Regions from separate parts of the Mus musculus genome. Here regions 1, 2, 3 and 4 are each linked to region 5. Evidence: chromatin loops called from intact Hi-C (ENCODE). Cell type or tissue: heart. All regions are shown on one strand. Region 1 holds the start of Trappc6a (trafficking protein particle complex 6A). Region 2 overlaps Mark4 (MAP/microtubule affinity regulating kinase 4). Region 3 holds the start of Exoc3l2 (exocyst complex component 3-like 2). Region 4 holds the start of Klc3 (kinesin light chain 3). Region 5 holds the start of Gemin7 (gem nuclear organelle associated protein 7).

Region 1 (4,000 bases), 63 kb after region 5:
GAATCAGTCGCTTTGTGCTGGTGTTATCTAGTGTTCTGAGTGCTTGGGTTGAGATACACCCTGATACTTCCCACATGTAGCGAGTCCATCAGCAAGATGGGGTGGGACTAAATGTCTGTGTCTTAGTTTCTTTTTTTTTTTTTTTTTTTCTTTTTTTTTTAAAGATTTATTTATTTATTATATGTAAGTACACTGTAGCTGTCTTCAGACACTCCAGAAGAGGGCGTCAGATCTTGTTACAGATGGTTGTGAGCCACCATGTGGTTGCTGGGATTTGAACTCTGGACCTTCGGAAGAGCAGTCGGGTGCTCTTACCCACTGAGCCATCTCACCAGCCCCGTGTCTTAGTTTCTTTGTGTGCAAAAGGAAGGCAGCCCTGTCCCTTGGGATCCTCAGGGGAAGTCAAGCCATAAATCACTTTGTCTTATTGTGATACTCTGTACAGCATCTGTGTCCATCAGAGCAGGTGACAACCCCTGGCCAACGTGACACCATTAGCTGGAGAAAGAACCCCATTAAGGAGGTGGCTGTGTTCCAAGGATCTAGAACCTAGAATTGCCTGGCGTTGGGCGAGCCTGGGGTACCTGGGGGCCACTGCTTCCCTCAGAGTTCACACCAGCTCTATCACAAAGCTCTATCGCCTGTGTCCATGTTCCCTACTGTGACAAACAAGGAAAGTCCAACTCTCCGTGGCTCAAGCTGTTTCAATGTTCCCCAGAAGTTCTACTGCAAGAGGGTAGATGTCTGCCCAGCTCTTGTGCTGACTAAGGCTTATTATAAATATAAAAGTGTCTTCTATCTGGAACCCCCAATTAATATTAAATATTTAACACAACAGTGACAGAGACACAGAAGGTGCCAGCCAAGAGAGCAGAGGGGCCTGAAGGGTCGTCAGAAGCTCAAGTCTCCTTCCACAGACTCAACACTCCCTGGGGTGGACATCCTGGACTGTGACCTGGATACAGCGGCCTCACTTTCCCACACGGGCACTACCTCCTCACAGTGATGGTGACAGAGACACAGCTGAGGTCAGTGCTGGCCTCCCTCTGCCTGTCCCTGGGCAAGGATCAATTAAGTATCTGCTGACCTGAAAGGACTGGAGTGGCAGGGTCAGGGGTGAGAGGACAATAGAATGCAGGGGGGGGGAAGGCAGGGACGGTGGGCAGAGGAAGAAGCCCCTACCCCAGACATCTTACTGACATGGGGACAGCAGAGCCTCCAAAGGTTCTTGGATATTTTGAGTCTCTTATATTCCTGGAGGAGACAAAGCAGGGACCCTACTGACCCCTAAGAGCAGAGTGGCCAGTCACTCTGTTTCTAGGGCTGACCGGTAGGATCATGATCACGTGATCATGGGTGGGAAAACCAGGCAATATATAAAGAGAGCATGCTGGGAGAAATGTGATCTGTGCTGGGACATGTGACATACAATAAAAAGCAAAGATCAGGGCCAGGCAGTGTTGGCGCACGCCTTTAATCCTAGCACTCAGGAGGCAGAGGCAGGCGGATTTCTGAGTTCTAGGCCAGCCTGGTCTACAGAGTGAGTTCCAGGACAGCCAGGGCTACACAAGAGAAGCCCTGTCTCGAAAAGAAAAAAAAAAAAAAAAAGCAACGATCAGTTGGGTCAGGCAGGCCTCTACCCAGGGACGAATTCTGGAGGCGAGGGGCTGAGTATATTTTTTTGATTCTCCCCGGGGCCTGTGAAGATTCCAAAACCCCAGTCCTGAAAATCCAAGACAAGTCATTTGCCTCAGGTGTTGTTCTAAAGACCTGAGCACTTGACCTCTACAGGTAAAATTGCAAAAGTCCTTTTATGAAATGAAGTGTTTACATAATAGCCCACACACATTCTCCCACAGATCTTGCTTTATTTTGTTGTGTTAAGGATAAAACCTAGCTCATCCCTGTGCCATTCTAAGCAGGTGCTATTTTGCTGAGCCACACCCACAACTCCTCACTGAAGGATTCTAGGCAGGGGCTCTACCACTGAACTACAACCCCAGCCCCTCACTGGGGGATTCTAGGCAGGAGCTGCACTGCTGAGCCAAACCCTAGCTTTCTTATAGACTATAAATCCTTTCTAGATGATTATAATGCTAATACAATGTAATTACTATATAGTTATACCATACTGTTTAGAAAAAAATTTTAAAGTTTGTAAATAATCACTAGAGACGTATTAATTAACTAAATTAACTAAAACGACATCTCTGCATCCAATTCCAGCCCTTGGGAAGTGCAGGCAGCAGGATCGCATGTGTGAGAGTGGAACAGTATATAAGTGAGATGAGATATCCTTTGTTGTTTTTTTTTTTTTTTTTTTTTAAGACACGGTTTCTCTGTATAGCCCTGGCTGTCCTGGAATTCACTCTATAGACTAGGCTGGCCTCAAACTCAAAAATCCGCCTGCCTCTGCCTCCCAAGTGCTGGGATTAAAGGCGTGCGCCACCACTGATGCAGCACTCTGGGATGCAGAGGCTGACTGTACCACACTGGAGGCGCAATGTGCAAACCAGACACGGGAGGGCCCATAATCCTAGTACTTTTCAGGCAGAGGCAGGAGGATCACCAGAAGCCAGCTTGGGTCATACAGTGAAAACCTGCTTCAAGAGTCGGGTTGGCGTAGGGATACTCAGGGAAGAAAAGAGAGAGCAGAGCAGTCTCTGCAGCAGGTCTTGAACTCCCACACAGTCATGGAAGTTCAAACTGCCATGTAGCCTATAAAATCAGGGAGGCAGCCGGGCGTGGTGGCACACGCCTTTAATCCCAGCACTTGGGAGGCAGAGGCAGGTGAATTTCTGAGTTGAGGCTAGCCTGGTCTACAGAGTGAGTTCCAGGACAGCCAGGGCTACACAGAGAAACCCTGTTTCGAACCCCCCCACCCCCACCCTCCCAAAAAATCAGGGAGGCTCCTGAGACCTGATGATCGGGCCACACTCCCACTAACTCTATTACCTCAGCTGTAGGGCCCCCAGTACGGACACAGTCGGTGGCAGCAGTTAGGAGCTACGAGGAGAGCCCTGGGCAAGCTCATATCTGTGCAGGCTCACAGAAAGCTATTTTAATCTCTTTATTAGAGTCAAGGTGACACAGAGCAGAGAGGAAGCAGGCTCCCTCCTTCCCAGAGCATGTGCCTCTGCACAAAGCAGCTTCTTCATGACCTCCCTAGGATGAGAAGGAAGACAATGGGAGGTGGATGGGAGTATGACACACAGGAAGGCACAAAGGAACACATAAGTGGTGGTAACTATTATTGATTACAATATTTCAGTGATCCCAGCGCCACCTTCCACATTACCGGGTGGGGTCTTTACTCATTACAGGGGCAAATCCATACTAAAAAACTCACTGTGTGCTGGGGTGTAGCGCGATCAGCACGCACTTTATCCAGCACACAGGCAGAGGGGACAGATGAGACCGGGTATGGTTGAGGGTGCATTTTCTAAGGAGGAAACGGAAGGATAGGAAGATTAAAGATGTTGAGTTGCATACTAAGTGGGTGGTGAGGCGAGCCCTCATCTGAGCCCAATAACAGCCAATTACCCTAATTATCAACGGCGCCCCAGGACGAGGCCTAGAACTGAGCGCCTTGACCCAAGTCATCTCGCTCCGCCTCAGCAATGACCTGCCATAAGGCTCGATCACACCCCACTTCTCCACCCCGAGGCCACGGCGTGCCGCTCACCCCCGAGCCTGGGTCCGGGTCCGGGGCCCACAGCTCCGCCACCATCTCGGTGTGCAGAAACTCGAATAGCACCGCGTCCGCCATACGCCGCCTCGCGACCCTCACGCCTGGCCAACGCTTCCGGCTCCCATTGGTCAGCTCGGGAGGTAGGCCCGATCTGATTGGTGATCCTATTTAGCTCCGCCTGCTTCTTGAAAGCCAGGAGGCGGGTCCACCGAGCCCCTTCCTTGGCCGCGCTGTTAACATCTTCCGCCCTTTCTTCGCTTCCCTCCCTGCTCCCGAGTCTTCGGACATCCAATTGGCTGAGTCTCTGAT
Region 2 (4,000 bases), 130 kb after region 5:
GATCGTGTCAGCCGTGCACTACTGTCATCAGAAGAACATTGTACACAGGGATCTAAAGGTAAGCCCCTCCCACTGCGAGAGCCCAGCTGCCAGCCATGCCTCACACTCCCCACTCCTCCCTTTGACCTTCCCCAGCTGCAGTGCCCCGGGTTCTTTCCCACGCATCTGTGACGTGATGGAGGTGGGGGTACAGCCACGGGAACTTGTGTCCTGGGACGGCCTCAGGATGGCCATGGGGATGAGATAGGCTATCTGTATTCGACCTTCAGGGTCGCTGTGTCTCTGACGTGTGGACCTTCTAGAATCCCTGAGAACTTGGCTTTCAGGCCCAAGTTATTCCAGAGTCTTGGGAGCTCAGAGTCCTAGGATGGCACCGAGTCATAGGACAGGCAACAAGGATGGGAAAGAGACCCCTAAGGCCCAACCCAGGTGCCTGCTGCAGCCAGGCTCCGCAGCATCCAGAGGGCTCCACGCAGGCTGGTCTGGGTCACCCTTCCAGAGCACCTCCTGTGTGCTGGGGCACACTAGGGGCTTTATTTTATTTTATATTAATTTACTTATTTATTTTGATTTTTTTTCTGTTTCTCTGTGTAACCCTGGCTGTTCTGGAACTCACTCTATAGACCAGGTCACCCTCGAACTCACAGAGATCAACCTGCCTCTGCCTACTGAGGGCTGGGATTAAAGGTGTGTGCCACCACTGCCTGCCTCCTTTTTTTTTTTTTTTTTTTTTTATTTTACTCTATTTTATTGGCAGTGAGGGCTTTAAAGCAGACTGTGCCTGAGGACAGAGTTTTTCATTGTTTTTCATAGCCCTGGGGGATGGTCCTGAGGTGGCTTTAGTGGATAAAGACACCTGCTCTACACTTCCATCAGCCTGTGTTCAATCCCTGAGGACCCACATGATGGAAGGAGAGAGCTGGCTGTACACAGTCCGCCTGTCCTCTTTCCCAGGAAGATACATGTAATGAGAACAACAACCCCTGGGGCAAGCCCAGTGTGGCGAGGGTCCGCAATCTCAGTTCTTGGGTGATTCAGGCTTGGGGATCAGTTCAAGGCCAAGGGCTACGCATGTAGTGTGTAATCCAGTGCTCATTTGATGTGTGCAAGGCCCTGGGTTCAAGTCTCAACCACAGGAGACTAAGGCCAGCCTCAGCTAGATGTGACCCTGCCTCAAAGTTGCAACAACAAAAGCAAGCATAGCCTGGGGACTGGGGAGAGTTGGATGTGCATGTCTCACCTGCAATCCCAGTCCTCGGGAAGATGAGGCAGGAGAATTACCATGAGTTTGAAGCAAGCCTGGGCTTTATAGTAGCTTTTCAAATAGCAAGCCTTATGTCAGGGACAGGGATACAAACTTGTGATCGCAGCACTCAGGAGGTAATTTCCATGAGTTGGAGGATAACCTGGGCTATGTAATGAGGTCAAAGAAGCCCAGATGGAATGGCTGTAGAAGCTTATGGATACTTGCTCTATGAGGCAGGCACTTTACCATCATTTTTGGCTAGGTTGATGGGGAGAATTAACCTGGAGGTTGTGCGCCACCTAGTGGAGGAGACTGGAATTGACCAAAGTGGTTTCCCAGGTCCAGATGGAGACCATCAGAACTAAGGCTGGACTGTGGAGCCTCAGATAAAATGTCACCAGACTTCAGATGTAGGTCACCCTGAGGAATACTAGCCTAGGATGCAAAAAGCGGGCTGTATTACCAATCCCATGTAAACATGGTGTGATGGTGCAGGCCTGTAATTCCAGCGCTGACAGGCAGAGGCAAGACTCTGGCTTCATCCCCTGGCTTCTCTTTCCCTCTCAGGCTGAAAACCTGTTGCTGGATGCCGAGGCCAACATCAAAATCGCCGACTTCGGCTTCAGCAATGAGTTCACGCTGGGCTCCAAGCTGGACACCTTCTGTGGGAGCCCCCCATACGCCGCCCCAGAGCTGTTCCAGGGCAAGAAGTATGATGGGCCAGAGGTGGACATCTGGAGCCTGGGTGTCATCCTGTACACGCTGGTCAGCGGCTCCCTGCCCTTCGATGGGCACAACCTCAAGGTGCCAGGGATGGGGTGGGCAGGATCAGATGGGACTGAGGTCACGTGGTCAGATGAGGAACAGGGGTGGCTCAGGTGCCCACTGCCCCGGTATGGCTGGCACTGTTGGGGCCCAAGCTGTGAGCTGAACAGCTGGTGGATTTTGGCTCTAATATTGACCTGCTCTGGGGGAAAAAAAAATCATTAGAAATTTCTGGGTCATGCCCCATTTAAGGCTTTTCAAATCCAATGCATGTAAGAGAGACAGAAACATGGCAGGAGGGGTGGGCGAGCCCCACAAGCAGTGACAGAAGGCAGAGTTTCATTTCTGTGCAGTGCCCAGATTAGGGAAATCCACAGAAAGTGGGGGCAGACTAGTGCTTGCTTAACCTTAGGATGGGGGAGGGGGAGCTGGGGTCAGATAAAGGGCTCAGGGATTTTGCTGATGGGGATGGAACTAAAGCCAAGTAAGTACTCTACCACTGAGCCACGCCCCCAGCCCCTCTCTGGGGGATTCTAGGCAGGGGCTCTACCACTGGGCTACGTCCCCAGCTCCTCTCTGGGGGATTCTAGGCAGGGGCTCTACCACTGGGCTACGTCCCCAGCCCCTCACTGGGGGATTCTAGGCAGGGGCTCTACCACTGGGCTACGTCCCCAGCTCCTCTCTGGGGGATTCTAGGCAGGGGCTCTACCACTGGGCTATGCCCCCAGCCCCTCACTGGGGGATTCTAGGCAGGGGCTCTACCACTGAGCCACGCCCCCAGCCCCTCTCTGGGGGATTCTAGGCAGGGGCTCTACCACTGAGCCACACTCCCCCAACTTTCTTAAGTATTCTTTTAAAATGATAAAAAATATATTCTGAAACTAGTAGTGGAAATAATTGTATACGCACCAGAATCACTCAAACTTTTCAGAATTGTGTATTTAATATTTTTTCTTTTGTTCCTTCACTGTATTGAATGGGACCAGCCTGTCATTTTTGCACGGGAAGGGGTTGAGGTAGGGAGATAGCAAATTCAAGGCCAGTGTGGGCATCTTAGTGACACCCAGTCCCCAAAGGAAAGTCCAAGGGAGCTGGGACTGTAGCTCAGTGGGCAGGAAGCTCTGGGTTTAGCCGTTGCACTACCAAACAAAGAAAAAGCCCACAGAAAGACTGCATCCGCATTTGGTGGATTATCTATGGTAGATCCAGGCAGAAAACAAAGGGAGTGAGCAAAATAGAACATCATTATCAGTCGAGGCCTGGGGCTCGGTGCTCAGAGGAACACAGACCCAGATAACTGGGAGTTACTGGGAAGTGTGGGGTGTGTGTCTTTAACTTGATTGGAAGGTGGGTTTCATTTTTCTTTTGATGTTCTTGCTTTGAAACATTGCCAGTACATGGACAAGTTGCAGGGATAGAATAGAGACACCCAGTACTTCTCAGGAGGCCATGCTGGCTGACATCCAGCCCAGAGCTGGCTCTGTATGCACGTAGTCCTGTCTTTATTGATGGACCACCGGACAGTTCAGTGTAGACACTGTGTCCCTTGGTCCCTAAGGACTACGGTGGTTATCTCCTGAGACTAGAAACATTTTCCTGTGGCCGGTCACACACAGGAAATGCAACGTTGAAACAGTGCTGGCCTCCACCCTAGGCCAGTTAGACATTATTTATCTCAGGAATATTGACTCATGCCCCCCAGCCCCTCACTGGGGGATTTTAGGCAGGGGCTCTACCACTGAGCCACGCCCCCAGCCCCTCACTGGGGGACTCAGTGATTTGACTTGTGGCTGGCTTCAGGTCACTTATTTTTCAGAGTGTCCCCCAAAGGGTAGATACTGGAGGAATTCCTTAGCTGCTCCTTGTGCCAGGAAGTATTGGCTACCACAAGAGAGCACGTAACGAGGCAGGAAATACCTTTTTCTTTTTGTACCAGGATGAAGGGTACCCTTTGACCTTGTGTCAACCCGTCCTTTAATTAAAGACCCT
Region 3 (4,000 bases), 110 kb after region 5:
TGCTGTCCAGTCCCCAGACTACTTGGGCCAGGACTGCTGAGAGCTTGGATCTAGGGGGGGGGGGGTTGGAGGAGGACAATTTCCTGTCAGGAAGCCCCTCCCTCTCTGGGGCCAGGGGCTGGAAGGCCCCATTATCTGTCTGCCCTTCTAGGCCAGGCTGTGGTTGGGCCCTGCTGTGACAAGGGCCACAGACCCCTCTCCCCGCCCTTACCCCCCCTCCCAGCTTTGCCGGAATCCGCCCGCCCTCCTGCCTGCTTTTCACGCCTCCCAAGGTAACAACATCATCCTGTGTGCCCAGGGGAGACACCCTGAGCTGGACAGGGGCCCACAGCTGAGCTCTGGAGTAATGGAGGTGTGGATAGGGTCTCAAGGGAGCATGTGTTCCTCTTGTATCCTCTGCTGGGGGACAGGATTCAAAGGAAACTCCACTGGTCCCAGAGGCTGGATTGAGGACCCAGTGGGGTAGCCCTGTCATGGCTTTTAAAATGTAGCTCTCGGCCAGTGGGGCGGTGGTGGCTCATGCCTTTAATCCCAGCACTGGGGAAGCTGAGGTAGGTGGCATCTCTGAGGCCAGCCTGGTCTACAGAATGAATTCCAGAACAGCCAGTGACTCATAGCAAGATTCTATCACTCCTCTGCCTCTGTCCCCCACTGTGGGCCAGTCTCCCAGGGACCTAGCTGTATTGTATCATAACCACAGAGCACCTTCCATCAGATGATAGACTCAACTGCACGTGCATGCTCTCCTTTTTTCTCCTTTTGAGACGGGGCCTCATTATGTAGCCCAGGCTGGCCTAGAACTCACAAAGATCCTGCCTCCCAAGTGCTGGGATTGAAGGCTTAGGCCACCTTGCCTGACTCTTCTTTGCATGTATGTGTTGGGGGTGCCGGGGAATTGAACTCAGGGCCCTGTGCACGATGGTCATGTGCTCTGCCATGATACTACTTCCCAGTCAATCCTTTACAGATTCCCCAACCCGCCCACTCCAATGAAGGTGCAGCAGATCTGACTTTTTTTTAAGTGTATTATTTATTTATTTATGTTTGTGAGTGACTACAAGTATTGCGTGCATGCAGTGCCCAAGCCCACTAGAAGGAGACAGATCCCCTGGAACTGGAGTTGGGTGGTTGTCCACTGCCCCGTGGTTGCTGAGAATTGAACCCTGGTCCACTGCAGAAGCAGCCAGTGCTCCTAACCACTGCTCAGTTCCGTTCTCCAGCTTCACATTCATACTTTTATGCCTTTCGGTTTAATGGATCTTTATGCACTCCCAGGGTTGCAGCAGAAAGTGCTAACATCCGATTCCAGAACATCTCGGTCTCCTTGAAGCGAACTCATGGGCTACAGCAGTGTCCCCCCACCCCCACCCCCCCACCCCCCCCCACCCCCCCGCTTCTCCTTTCCAAAGTCCCAGGAAGCCAGGAATCCAGGGTTCTTGGTTTCTCCACTAAGTCTCCCGCTTTTGAACATTTCGTAGGAACTATATTGCTCGGTGTGACCTTTTGTTTCTGGTTCCTTTTACGAAATGTAACATTTTCAAGCTCCATACACTTTGTAAGCCTCAGTCTCCACCCCTTGGAAATGAAGTTTCATTGGAAAGGGGAACAGAAAGACCCTGAGTAAGTAGAAAGGCAACCATCTGCCCCCTGGTGGTGTATGTGAGTACTGCAGCTGTCAGAGCGGGACCATTCCACTTCAGGGACCCTTTCTTACCCTACAAAGCTCCTAGAAACACACTCAGAGCTCTTCCCTTAATATTTTCTAGATCCCACGTTAATTTGTTTATTTTTTTAAGCAGGGTCTCACTATACAGCCAAGGCTACTCTAATAAAACTGTTGACCAGGCTGGCCTCAAACTTAGAGGTCTGCTTACCTCTGCCTCCCAAATGCTGGGATGCCAGACATGTTATCAGCCTGGTTTGAAGCATTTTATCTACACATGCACTGTGGTTTAAAGTTACACCTTGACTGTACTATTACTGAGAAAAAAGAAATCACTGCAGTTAAGAGATGAGGGTTCGCCGGGCGTGGTGGCGCATGCCTTTAATCCCAGCACTCGGGAGGCAGAGGCAGGCAGATTTCTGAGTTCGAGGCCAGTCTGGTCTACAGACTGAGTTCCAGGACAGCCATGGCTACACAGAGAAACTCTGTCTCCAAAAAAAAAAAAAAAAAAAAAAAAAAGGAAAGAGAGAGAGAGAGGAGAGGAGAGGGGGGGTTTCAAATTCCTTAGCACTTGTGAGTCTGAGACAGGCGGATTGAAAGTTGGAGGTGAGACCACACCAAGGATCTCACATAAACAAGTTCAGTATTTGGGGAGCTGAGACAAGAGGTTGGCCTGAAGTCCAAGGTCAGTCTGGGTTACAGAATGACACCCTGTCTCAAAAAACACTTACTTGGCAGGGGAGTTAGAGTGATCAAAAAGGTGGATTTCTCAGGGCCAGGGTTCTCTGGATTGTTGAGCCCTCAGTTTCCCCACTGTGGAAGTGACTGCATAATCTGTGGTAGAGGAGTCTGTGTTCTCCAGTTAAAACAAAAGAAAAACAAACAATTCCCAGAACCAGAGACAACTGGGTGTGGTGCTCACACCTGCAGTCTCAGCCCTCCCTGAGGTGGAGGCAGGAGGATCAAGGCCAACCTCAATAGGAGAGCTTCCAGGAGGCCTGGGTTACATGATAACCAGTCTCAAATCAATTAATGCATAGGGTTGGCTGCGGAGGTGGGGTGAAGGCTCTTGCCTTTGAGGCTGGTGACCCAAGTTTGATCCTGGGGACCCACAGAGAGAGGAGACAGTTGACTTCCAAAACCTGTTCCCTCACCATCACACACATGCCCTGCTCCCCAAAATTAATAAATTGTTCAAGTATAATAAATAATCTGAGCTCTGCCACACTTACTCTCACTTTGGGCCTTTTCTTTACTTTTATAGCTTTTATGTTTACTTATGTTTTTGGGTGTTCTGCCTCGTGTGTGTGTGTGTGTGTGTGTGTGTGTGTGTGTGTGTGTACATGCACATAGTCACTGGGGAAGCCAGAAGAGGGTGTCAGGTCCCATAGACCTGCAGTTACAGATGGTTGTGAGCCACCATGTATGTGTGTGTGGGGGGTGGGGAGGGCTGGGAACTGAACCCAGGTCCTCTGGAAGAGTAGCCAGTGTTCCTAACTGCTGAGCCATTTCTCCAGCACCCACCCCCTCCCCCTGCCAATTTTTAATACAATTTGCTTAATTACATGTTTGCATAATTTAACTTTTAAAAATGTTCGTGCTTAATAGCTAGTCCTATGATCAGCTTGCTTGAGCTAGCTAGCACATGTCTGTTAACCTCTGTCTCTTTTGGCTTTCATTCTGTCTGGCAGGGTCTCATGTAGACCAGGCTAGTCTTGGACTCACTATGTACTTAAGGATGATCTAGAACTTCAGTCCTTCCAGGACCACTATGCCTGCAACGTCTAATTTTCACAAAGGGAAACTGAGGCTCAGGGAGAATTTCTAAGACAGCAAGACAATGGGCTCTGGACCAGGGTGATGCACTCCCTACACACACACACACACACAAGGCACTGTGTGTTCTCAGCACAGCCCTCTCCCCTCCCCCTCCAGTCTGTTTGCCCCTGCAAGTCAACACCTGTCTGGGCTTCCAGCTAGCCAGAGAGGCAACTGAGGCTCTCTCTCCTTCATTGTACAGACTGAGAAAGTGAGACCAGCCGGGGCTGCGGGTTATCTACCCTTACCCCACCAGGGGCTGAAGTTCAGGATGTCCTTGAACCCAGGGACTGGCTTCAATTTTGGCTTTTGTTTTCTGAGACAGGGTCTTGTTGTGTATGGTCTTGAACTCACAGCAATCCATTATCTCAACCTCCTGAGGGTCCGAATGACAGGTACACAGTTCTCTCTCTCTGTCTCTCTCTGTCTCTCTCTCTCTCTCTCTCTCTCTCTCTCTCTCTCTCTCTCTCTCTCTCTCTCTCTCTCTCTCTCTCTCTCTCTCTCCTTTCTTGCTGCTTC
Region 4 (4,000 bases), 170 kb after region 5:
CAACAGTAAAGCTCAGAAAGGCTAAGCTACCAGACCAAGGGCAAACAGCTAGGAGAGGCAGAGCTGCCAGCCAGAAGGGGTGCAGGGCAGCTCAGAGGGTGGCTTCCAGGCAAAGCTGAACTTTGTCCCCAGTTCCTTTCCAGGTCATCATGTGCTATCTGTGTCCACCATACCTCTGTGTCACTCCCCACTGTCCTCTCCTGGGGGCTGAAGGCTAGGGAGGGTGGAACTAGGCTCACTCAGGAGCCCAGAGTCTTGAGAAGGTTGGGGGTCAAGGCCTCAAGGCTCTGCCAAGTAGAACTCTGGGATGCAAATGGCCTCTTTTGTATTATTCAGAGTATCACTATGTAGCCCAGGCTGTCCCAGGCCTCACACCTGAGCCCTTCCTGCCTTGGTTTATGGAGCAATGCCACACCATAGGCAGGATCCTCCATGCAGTATTTTGCTTATTGGCTGTTTTGAGGGCTTCCTATCAGGTAGCCCAGGCTATCTTGGAGCTCCTAGACAATCGTCCTAGCTCAGCCTCCCAGGTGCTGGGATTACAGGCATTTGCAACGTTCTTATCTGAGGTCTCCACAAATAACTTCATCTCTCAGAGCATCATTCCTCATCTTCACATGGGCCTGGTGTAGGAGTCTATGGGTATGACTGTATGGCTTAAGGGTTCTTCCATTCCTAGGCTGTGTGACCTCAAAGAAACCACTAACCTCTCTGGGCTCCATAGTCCCCATCCATACAATGGAGCTAATTAATGCACATGGTGGGAGCATGAATGGAAGTCATTTGCATGGAGGATTTGGTTCAGGCCCTGTTACCCTGTTACTGGGCACCCCGAAACCCAGCCCTGCTTTGGGGTGTACAGTGTGCTGGAACAACGGCTGCCTTCCTAGAGGTTTGCTCCTAATCTGTTTCTCCTGTCACATGAGGAAGAAGACGGCAGGTTAAGTATGAACCTATGGGGCCAAAGAGATGGGGGTTGGGGACTCTCCAGCGTATCTGGTTCTCACCGGCGCCTGCGGAGCCATTCTCCTTCTGCAGGACACAGGCCACAGCGGAGGAAGTGCTTAGTAAGGCCACTCCTTCCACCAGATGGCCGCAGGACTTGAACTCAAGTTTTCAGGCTTGGCAGCGAGAGCCTTTAGATGCTGAGCCGTCTCACCCACCCAAAAACCTTTGGAGGAACTGCGGACAACGATCTCCGGAAGTAGGTTCCCTGAATCTGGTTCTGTACAGAAGGAACCGGAGGACAGCACACAGCCAGCAAATGACAGAGCTGGGATCTGCACCTGACCAGCCCCTGTCTGCTTCATGATGAACGTGCAGCAGATCTGTTGTTAGTGTCCTAAGACCAGAGCGGTGGCACAGAACTTAGCTGCCCTCTCCATTCCTCTTTATTCTAGAAATAACTAGAACCGTTACAACACGATTTATGTCTAGGCTTCAACTCATACTCAGGTTCCAGGACGCTGCCATGCACTCACAGTTCAATTTGGCGGGCACCTGTCTCTAGTGTGGCGACCTGGAGTGTGCAGGGATGACGACACCCGAGGCCACGAGGCTGCGAGCCTGGGGCTGGGAAGGGGGGCGGGGGTGGTGTCACAGAAGTGGCCACTGAGAGCTTCCTGGAGGAGGACATCTAGGCTCTGGAGGGCGAGCACACCGAGGCGGCTCCGTGGACCCGCAGTGCCATCTGGTGGCGGTTTCGTGCACTGCAGGGACCTTTCATAACTTCTAGAATTTGCTTCGTTCATCCTGTAAATACTTTTTGCGCATCTGCATCATGCCACTCTACAGTCTTGACCTTGAAGACGACCAGAGAGACACAGGGCACGCGTTGTAGAATATTAAAGACCCAGGAGCCTACATTAAGAGATTCTTAGATACTGCAGCATGGGAGCTATTCAGGAGGCTGAGGCAGGACTGTAAGTTTGAGCCCAGCTGAGCTTTATAGGGAGACTCTATCCCCCCTCAATAAAATAAAGGTAACTAGGGTACAGTGGCTGTATTTTCAGAATTAAGTGAGACCCTGCCTCAGAAAAGGAGGGCAGAGAGAATTAATAAAATCAACACACACACACACATCTATATCTATATCTATAAATATATATATGGCAGGGAGAGCTAAATAGTAGATGCTTTTTCCTTGTATTCACAGGGCTCTGGGTACCACTCCCAGCAGTGCACACACTACTGTTAGCTCATGTTAATCAATTCAGGTCTTCCAGAAGACCCAAGTTCAATTCCCAGCACCCACATGGTGGCTCACAATTGTCTGTAACTCCAGTTCCAGAGGATCTGATGCCCTCACCCAGATCTACAGGCAGAACACCAATGCACAGTAATATAAATCTTTAAAATAAAGAAAACCCCTCTTACTTATGTGTCCGTATGTATACACAAATGCACGTGTGTGGGTGCCCACGTTCCATCCATGCATGTGAATCCATCCAGGCTCTCCTTGACCAACTCCGGAATAATTCCCAGGAGTCAGTTTTCATGGTTCTTGGAGATGAAACTCAGGCTGTCAAGCTTGGCAGCTAGCGCCCTTACCATCTTCTCAGCCAGGAATAGTTGTGCAAGGTCTTCAGGTTGTAATTATTAAAACAATATTTTTTGGAGATTTTTATCTTTATTTTATGTGTGTCTGTGGAGGCCCTGGAAGAAAGTGCTGGATCTCCCTGGAACTGGAATTACAGATGATTTTGAGCCGACATGTGGGTTCTGGAAATCGAACCTGGGTCCTCTGCAAAAGCAGCCAGCACTCTTACCTGATGAGCCATCTGTTTATTCCATATTTGTGTATGTATGACTGGACACATGTAGAAGTCAGAAAACAACATGTGGGAGTCCGTCTCTGTCCACCCTGAAGGTCTCAGGGATCGAACTCAGCTCCTCAGGATTGGCAGCATGCACCCTTACTGTCTGAGCCTTCTCGAAGGCCCCCAGATAAAGTTTTCAGAAGTTCTCGGAACGCAGGTTTCACCGAATGCTGCGGCAGAGGGCGTGGCCTGGGCGCCTGCGGGGGCGTGCGTTGCCTCCATCGGCCCCGCCCCGCCTCTAGACCACAGGTTTCTCAATGTGTGCTGGCGGAGGGCGCGGCCTGCGCACCTGCGGGGGCGTGGCTTTGCCCTGCCCCACCTCCCTCAGGAGCCTCCGGGAAGGCGGCGGCCGCGCAGCGGGAGCAGCCCGGTCTCCGCGCAGCGAGGCGGCTCGGGCGGGCGGCCGTCAGGTGGGCACGGGGGACGGCGGCGGCTGCTTCGGGATTCCCGAGGGGGCCGCAGGGATGGAGGGAGGGAGCCAGGGACCTGGTGGCCGGGATGAGCCTCGGGGTCCCCGCGGAGCCCCGCCCGGCCCCTAGCGGAGTAGAAAAACAGCTGCGGGCGGGGCGGGGCCTTGTGACGCGAAGTCCGGTGCAGGGTCTCCGCGGCCGCGGGGAGGGGCTGGCCGGCTGTCGGAGGGTCCCCCGCTGCAGCCTGAGGGTGCAAGACATGCATGGTAAGGGAGCCTGCGCGAGGTGTGCAAAGAGAGGGAGAGTAAGGCAGGGCGCACTGTGGAAACTGAGGCGGGAGGAGCGGAGTTGGAGGCGAGCGAGCCTGGGCTTCGTACTCAAGGGAGAGAGACAGAAGGAGGGCGGATGTGGGTACAGATGCCAAAGGGAGGGAGAAAAAGAAAAGGAACGTGGGCCAGCAAGGAGAGTAAAGGTGTTGATGCCAAACTGTCTATTTCTCAAGTTTGATCCACAGGATCCGAAAGGTGGGAGGAGAGAAAGGACTCCTCCCTTAAGTTGCAAGTTGTTCTCTTGGCAATCCATGTGCCTCTGCACACACAATAAGTACATAAAGGGAAAAAAGTTGACTAGGGACCAGGCATCATGATGCACACCTATAATCCCAGCACTCGGGAGGCAGAGACAGGCGGATCTCTGAAGACAGCCAGGGCTACACAGAGAAATTCTGTGTCAATGTATACATATTCATACATATGTATATATATTAGAGAA
Region 5 (4,000 bases):
AAGCTCTGGTACATTTAGGGCCCTTGTGTGTCCGGCCCCAGGTGTCTTCAGGCAGCCCAGTGAATTCCAAGGCCAGCTCTGAAGTTCCTCATATTGTTATTCAGGCACAGACTCAATTGTCCTCCGGAGGGCCCAGGGCCTCCCTGGCCAGCATATCTAAAGTAGCCACACCCTGCTGAAGGCCTTGCAAATTACTCCCTATGACCTCCATATGTTCCCAATTCCCTCGAAACCTTGAGAGCCTTAGTAGAGGCTGGACCCAGAGCACCTTTGTTTTTAAGACAGAGTTTCTCTGGATAACCCTGGCTGTCCTGGAACTTGTTCTGTGGAACAGGCTGGCCTTAAAGTAAAGAGATCTGCCTGCCTCTGCCTCTGCTGGAATTAAAGACATGTGCCCCAAGCCTGATCCAAAGGTGGTTTTTAAAATGTACTTTTTAAAATCAGTAAACCAATTCACTTATTAATCTACTTAAATTTTTTTTGCATTTATTTAGTGTGTGTGTTCGCATATGCTACAGCATACAAGTAGAGGTCAGAGGACAATAATCGGGAGGAATGTCTCTCCTTCTTCCATGTGGGTCTAGGGAACTGAACTTATGTCCTTAGGTTTAGCAGAAAGCTCCTTAACCCACTGAGCCCACCAGTCCCTCCTCCTTTCTTTCATTTTTTCCCTTTTCCTCTCTCTCTCTCCTCTCTCTCCCCCTCTCTGTCCTGGGACCATGTAGACCACCCACACTGGCATGGAACTCATGAGTTCCATCTGCCTCTGCCTCCCAAGTGCTGGGATTAAAGGTGTACACCATCTTGCCTGGTATTTTTCTTCCCTTCCTTCCCTCATTTCTGTCTCCTAGGCTGGCTCCAGTGGTCCTCCCTCTGCACATAGTTGGTTTAATCACTGAATTTTAAGCCTTTCTTATCTTACTATCATTATACCCATTGCCCTTCTTGTGTCCTCTTTTGGGGATGTGGAGGACCAGAACATAGAGCCTTGCACATCTGAGCCAAGTGTTCTATTACTGAGCTATATGTCCAGCCCCATCCTTTATCCATTGTCTTTGGCAACAGGGCTATACCTTGTAGCACAGGCTAGCCTTATAGCATAGGCTAGCCTTCGATCTGAGAGCCTCTTGCTCCAGCTTCACCAAGTATTAGGTATAATTTTAGCCATTTTACTTGTGCATTTTGTTATGCTAGGCAAGCTAAACTGAGTCATGTCCCCAGCCCCTCTAAAGGATCTTGGCTTATTTATTTGCTAACATGTAGGTTATTTTGTTCCCTCAACTTGAAAAGAGAATGTAGGGTTTTTTTTTAAGATTTATTAATTATTATTATAATATGTAGCTGTCTTCAGATGCTGCCAGAAGAGGACACCTGTAGGTTTTAAGAGAGTATCCCATTCTGGGACAGAGCCCCATACTCTTTCAGTGAGATAGGACTAAGTCTGGTTAGACCACTTGGCCTTTTTGGTAGCCAAGACAGGCAGGCACCAGGACCCATACTTTCATGATTCAATCAACACCTATTCTGAAGCAGGACACTCTTTTCCACGGATATTTGCAGAGCACCTGTGTGCCAGGCAGTAAGGGGAAGCTGCATTCTTCTTTCTGCCTAAGTGAACTCTGTGGGAATGCAATCCATTTTTTGTACCCGGGCTGAGATCACATGCCCCTATGCAGGGCCTCAGTTTTTCCCTTTTTTTTTTTTTTTTTTTTTGGTGGGGGGTGTTCGAGACAGGGTTTCTCTGCGTAGCCCTGGCTGCCCTGGAACTCACTTGGTAGATTAGGCTGGCCTCGAACTCAGAAATCCGCCTGCCTCTGCCTCCCGAGTGCTGGGATTAAAGGCGTGCGCCACCACGCCCGGCTTAGTTTTTCCATTTTTAAACAAAGGTTGCAAAGTGGGCTGGGTACATCCCAGCGGCAGCATTCCGTAAGCCCCTTTCCTGGTACCTAGAGGCGGAGACGGGGAGGGGTGGAATACAGGTGTGCCTCCAAAGCGGCTAATAGGAAACCTCTTATGCTTTTTCTGCTTCTTTTTTCCCCTCCTCCTCCTTCTGCGTCCCTCCCTCGTCCCCCACCCCTTTCTCTCTCTTATTCTATCTCTAATTGATCCCGATCTTCCTGCCTCCGGCTGCCAAGATCTGAGATTACAGGTGTGAGCCACTACTCTTTCTTCTTTCCTTCCCCCACTCCGCCCTGCCCCGCTCCCATGCCCCTTTTCACAGGTTGTCAGGCCTCGCTTGAACTTTGACTATTCTCTTGTCTCACCTCCCGAGGGCGCCGGGGATTCCAAGCCTGGGAGCCACCATGCCCAACTTTCTGAACCTCTGTCTCGTGCTCCCCAAAGTGGGCATCTTAAATGTCCCTAACCCACAGGATGGCAGAGACCAGCCCTGGTCGCGTGCCCTGGAGAGGCCGATGAACATGTGGGGAAAGTGGAGGCGCGGGGCGGGGGCGGAACTCAGGAGCTCCGGACTCTGTGCCCATCCGGACCTCTGCTGAGGTTGCGCGGGCGGAAACTAGGCAGTCGGGGCTCGGCGCCTGCCCGGCCCTGGGCGGCGGCGGTGGCGGCGGCGCGGGTGTAGGAGCAGCGCCTGCAGGGACAGGCCTTGGTGAGTTCTCCGTGGTCGTGGGACATCTTCCCCGTCAGCCGCTCCGGGTGGCATTGGAGCTTTGGGGAAGGGACGGCCTGGAGAGAGACTGTACTCTGACGCAGGGAGGGGCGGGCGGGGTGGGAGGTGGCTGCCCCGGAGCGGATGGACATTCTTAGAATTTGAAAAGCAGGACGCTAGGAGGCCAGGAGGAATTAAAAGGAAACTGACCCGCCCGCCCACGGGTGCCGCGGAGGGAACAGATCCTGCCCTCGGGCTGCTTACGCTCAGGTGTGGCCCCATTTAGCGAATTTGCATAGGAGGTGGGAGGACTGCGGACTGTTACTTTACAATGCGAATGGAGAAATTGGCCCTATCTGCTAGCCTGGAAGCCCAGCAAGTTTCGCATCCTGGTAACTCAAGGTAGACCTAATGGTCTCCAAACTGACCCATTCCTCTTTAACTTTCTTCTTGTTGTCTGGGTTTTGTTTTGTTTTGTTTTCCCCTGAGATTATCAGGCAGAACAGTAGCCCCAGGCTGGCCTTGAACTGGCCCTGGGTAACTTTGAACTTTACATCCCGCCTTCACCTTCCAAGGGCCGAGATTAGAGGCCTGTACGAACTGCTACCAGCAGTTTATGTTAAACTGGTGAAGGATGTCCATTTCCTACTTTCGGTACAAGCACTCTACCGATTGAGCTACATCTCCAGCCTCTCCCACCCCTATAAACCCCACACCTCTCCCTATGTAGTTCAGGCTGCTGTAGAACTCTCTCTGTAGCTAAGACTGAAAGGAAAAGTACCTGCCCAGAACCTCCAGGACAAGTGCTCAGCACAAAGGAGATTCATTTGCCCCAGAAGGACAGAGAACAGGGAATTAGAGACAAAGACAGGAAATAGAGAATGAGGGAGATGGGGAAGGGAACAAGGGAGAAGGAGGAGGAGTATCCCAGAGGAACAAAGGACTGCCAATGGATAAAGAGGAGACAGACTTGACCCATAGAAAAATGGCAATTTATAAAGACACAAGGAGAAACCCTGTGTTAGGGTGAGGTGTTTAATTTTAAATAAGTGTGTTAATTAGGTGGGCCAAAGGGGGCTTTTGGTTGCTGGACTTCAATACTGTGATAATTCTACCTTGGTATTCAGCCTCAGGAGGAAGTATCCAAATAAGGGAGTAGACCTTGGTGGCTAGCTTTAGGAATGTAATCAAACACTTTTTCTCAAGGCGGAGGGAATAGGGCGCAAGGCCTGCCAGAGCCACTTTCACCACACCAGAACTGGCTAGCTTCCCTTCAAAGTCTGGCCTGCAGTCTCCATTTCCCCATGCCTCACTCCACTCTCCCTGAGGCACCAACGGTTGCCCTGTGACCAAAAGTATCCTTACCTGCTTCAGGCTAACAGACTGCTTAGC

Evidence for each region. A loop is a pair of places that touch in the nucleus more often than their neighbours do. Peaks named below come from ENCODE experiments on the same cell type or tissue, not always from the same donor. Only the 100,000 strongest peaks of a DNase experiment are listed, where the experiment ranks them.
Region 1: it touches region 5 in a loop (3-fold over the local background); 20 of 42 quality-filtered maps call a loop at or near these places.
Region 2: a loop joins it to region 5, with 1.9 times the contacts of the local background. A loop is called at or near these places in 8 of 42 quality-filtered maps.
Region 3: a loop joins it to region 5, with 2.3 times the contacts of the local background. A loop is called at or near these places in 9 of 42 quality-filtered maps.
Region 4: it touches region 5 in a loop (1.9-fold over the local background); 8 of 42 quality-filtered maps call a loop at or near these places.

Annotation. Positions count from the first base shown.
Region 1 is chr7:19,508,518-19,512,517 of GRCm38, reverse strand. It overlaps Trappc6a (trafficking protein particle complex 6A), which reads right to left and starts at 3,848. Exons shown (of 6, transcript NM_025960.4): 1 at 3,686-3,848. The coding sequence starts at 3,769. In heart, a CTCF peak has its summit at 3,747; a DNase peak (open chromatin) is centred at 3,857; H3K4me3 peaks cover 1,489 bases; H3K27ac peaks cover 1,532 bases.
Region 2 is chr7:19,441,167-19,445,166 of GRCm38, reverse strand. Mark4 (MAP/microtubule affinity regulating kinase 4) reads left to right here. Exons shown (of 17, transcript NM_172279.2): 7 at 2-58; 8 at 1,814-2,050. Among named protein-coding and RNA genes, the nearest start is that of Mark4, 16 kb to the left of the region's middle. In heart, no CTCF peak of the experiment used is centred here; a DNase peak (open chromatin) is centred at 1,556.
Region 3 is chr7:19,459,322-19,463,321 of GRCm38, reverse strand. Exoc3l2 (exocyst complex component 3-like 2) reads right to left here and starts at 35. Exons shown (of 12, transcript NM_001370800.1): 1 at 1-35. It also overlaps a transcript of Mark4 not described here and the pseudogene Gm23099. In heart, a CTCF peak has its summit at 1,658 (motif pointing left); DNase peaks (open chromatin) are centred at 120, 1,621 and 3,651; H3K4me3 peaks cover 701 bases; H3K27ac peaks cover 962 bases.
Region 4 is chr7:19,403,250-19,407,249 of GRCm38, reverse strand. Klc3 (kinesin light chain 3) reads left to right here and starts at 3,146. Exons shown (of 13, transcript NM_001286039.1): 1 at 3,146-3,229. Gm38954 (a long non-coding RNA gene) reads right to left here and starts at 1,561. Exons shown (of 3, transcript XR_881873.2): 1 at 1,482-1,561. In heart, a CTCF peak has its summit at 1,697 (motif pointing left); DNase peaks (open chromatin) are centred at 1,599 and 3,169; H3K4me3 peaks cover 1,632 bases; H3K27ac peaks cover 1,314 bases; H3K27me3 peaks cover 2,889 bases.
Region 5 is chr7:19,571,917-19,575,916 of GRCm38, reverse strand. Gemin7 (gem nuclear organelle associated protein 7) reads left to right here and starts at 2,574. Exons shown (of 2, transcript NM_027189.2): 1 at 2,574-2,608. In heart, CTCF peaks have their summits at 2,282 (motif pointing right) and 2,820; DNase peaks (open chromatin) are centred at 1,936 and 2,606; H3K4me3 peaks cover 2,203 bases; H3K27ac peaks cover 1,943 bases; H3K27me3 peaks cover 982 bases.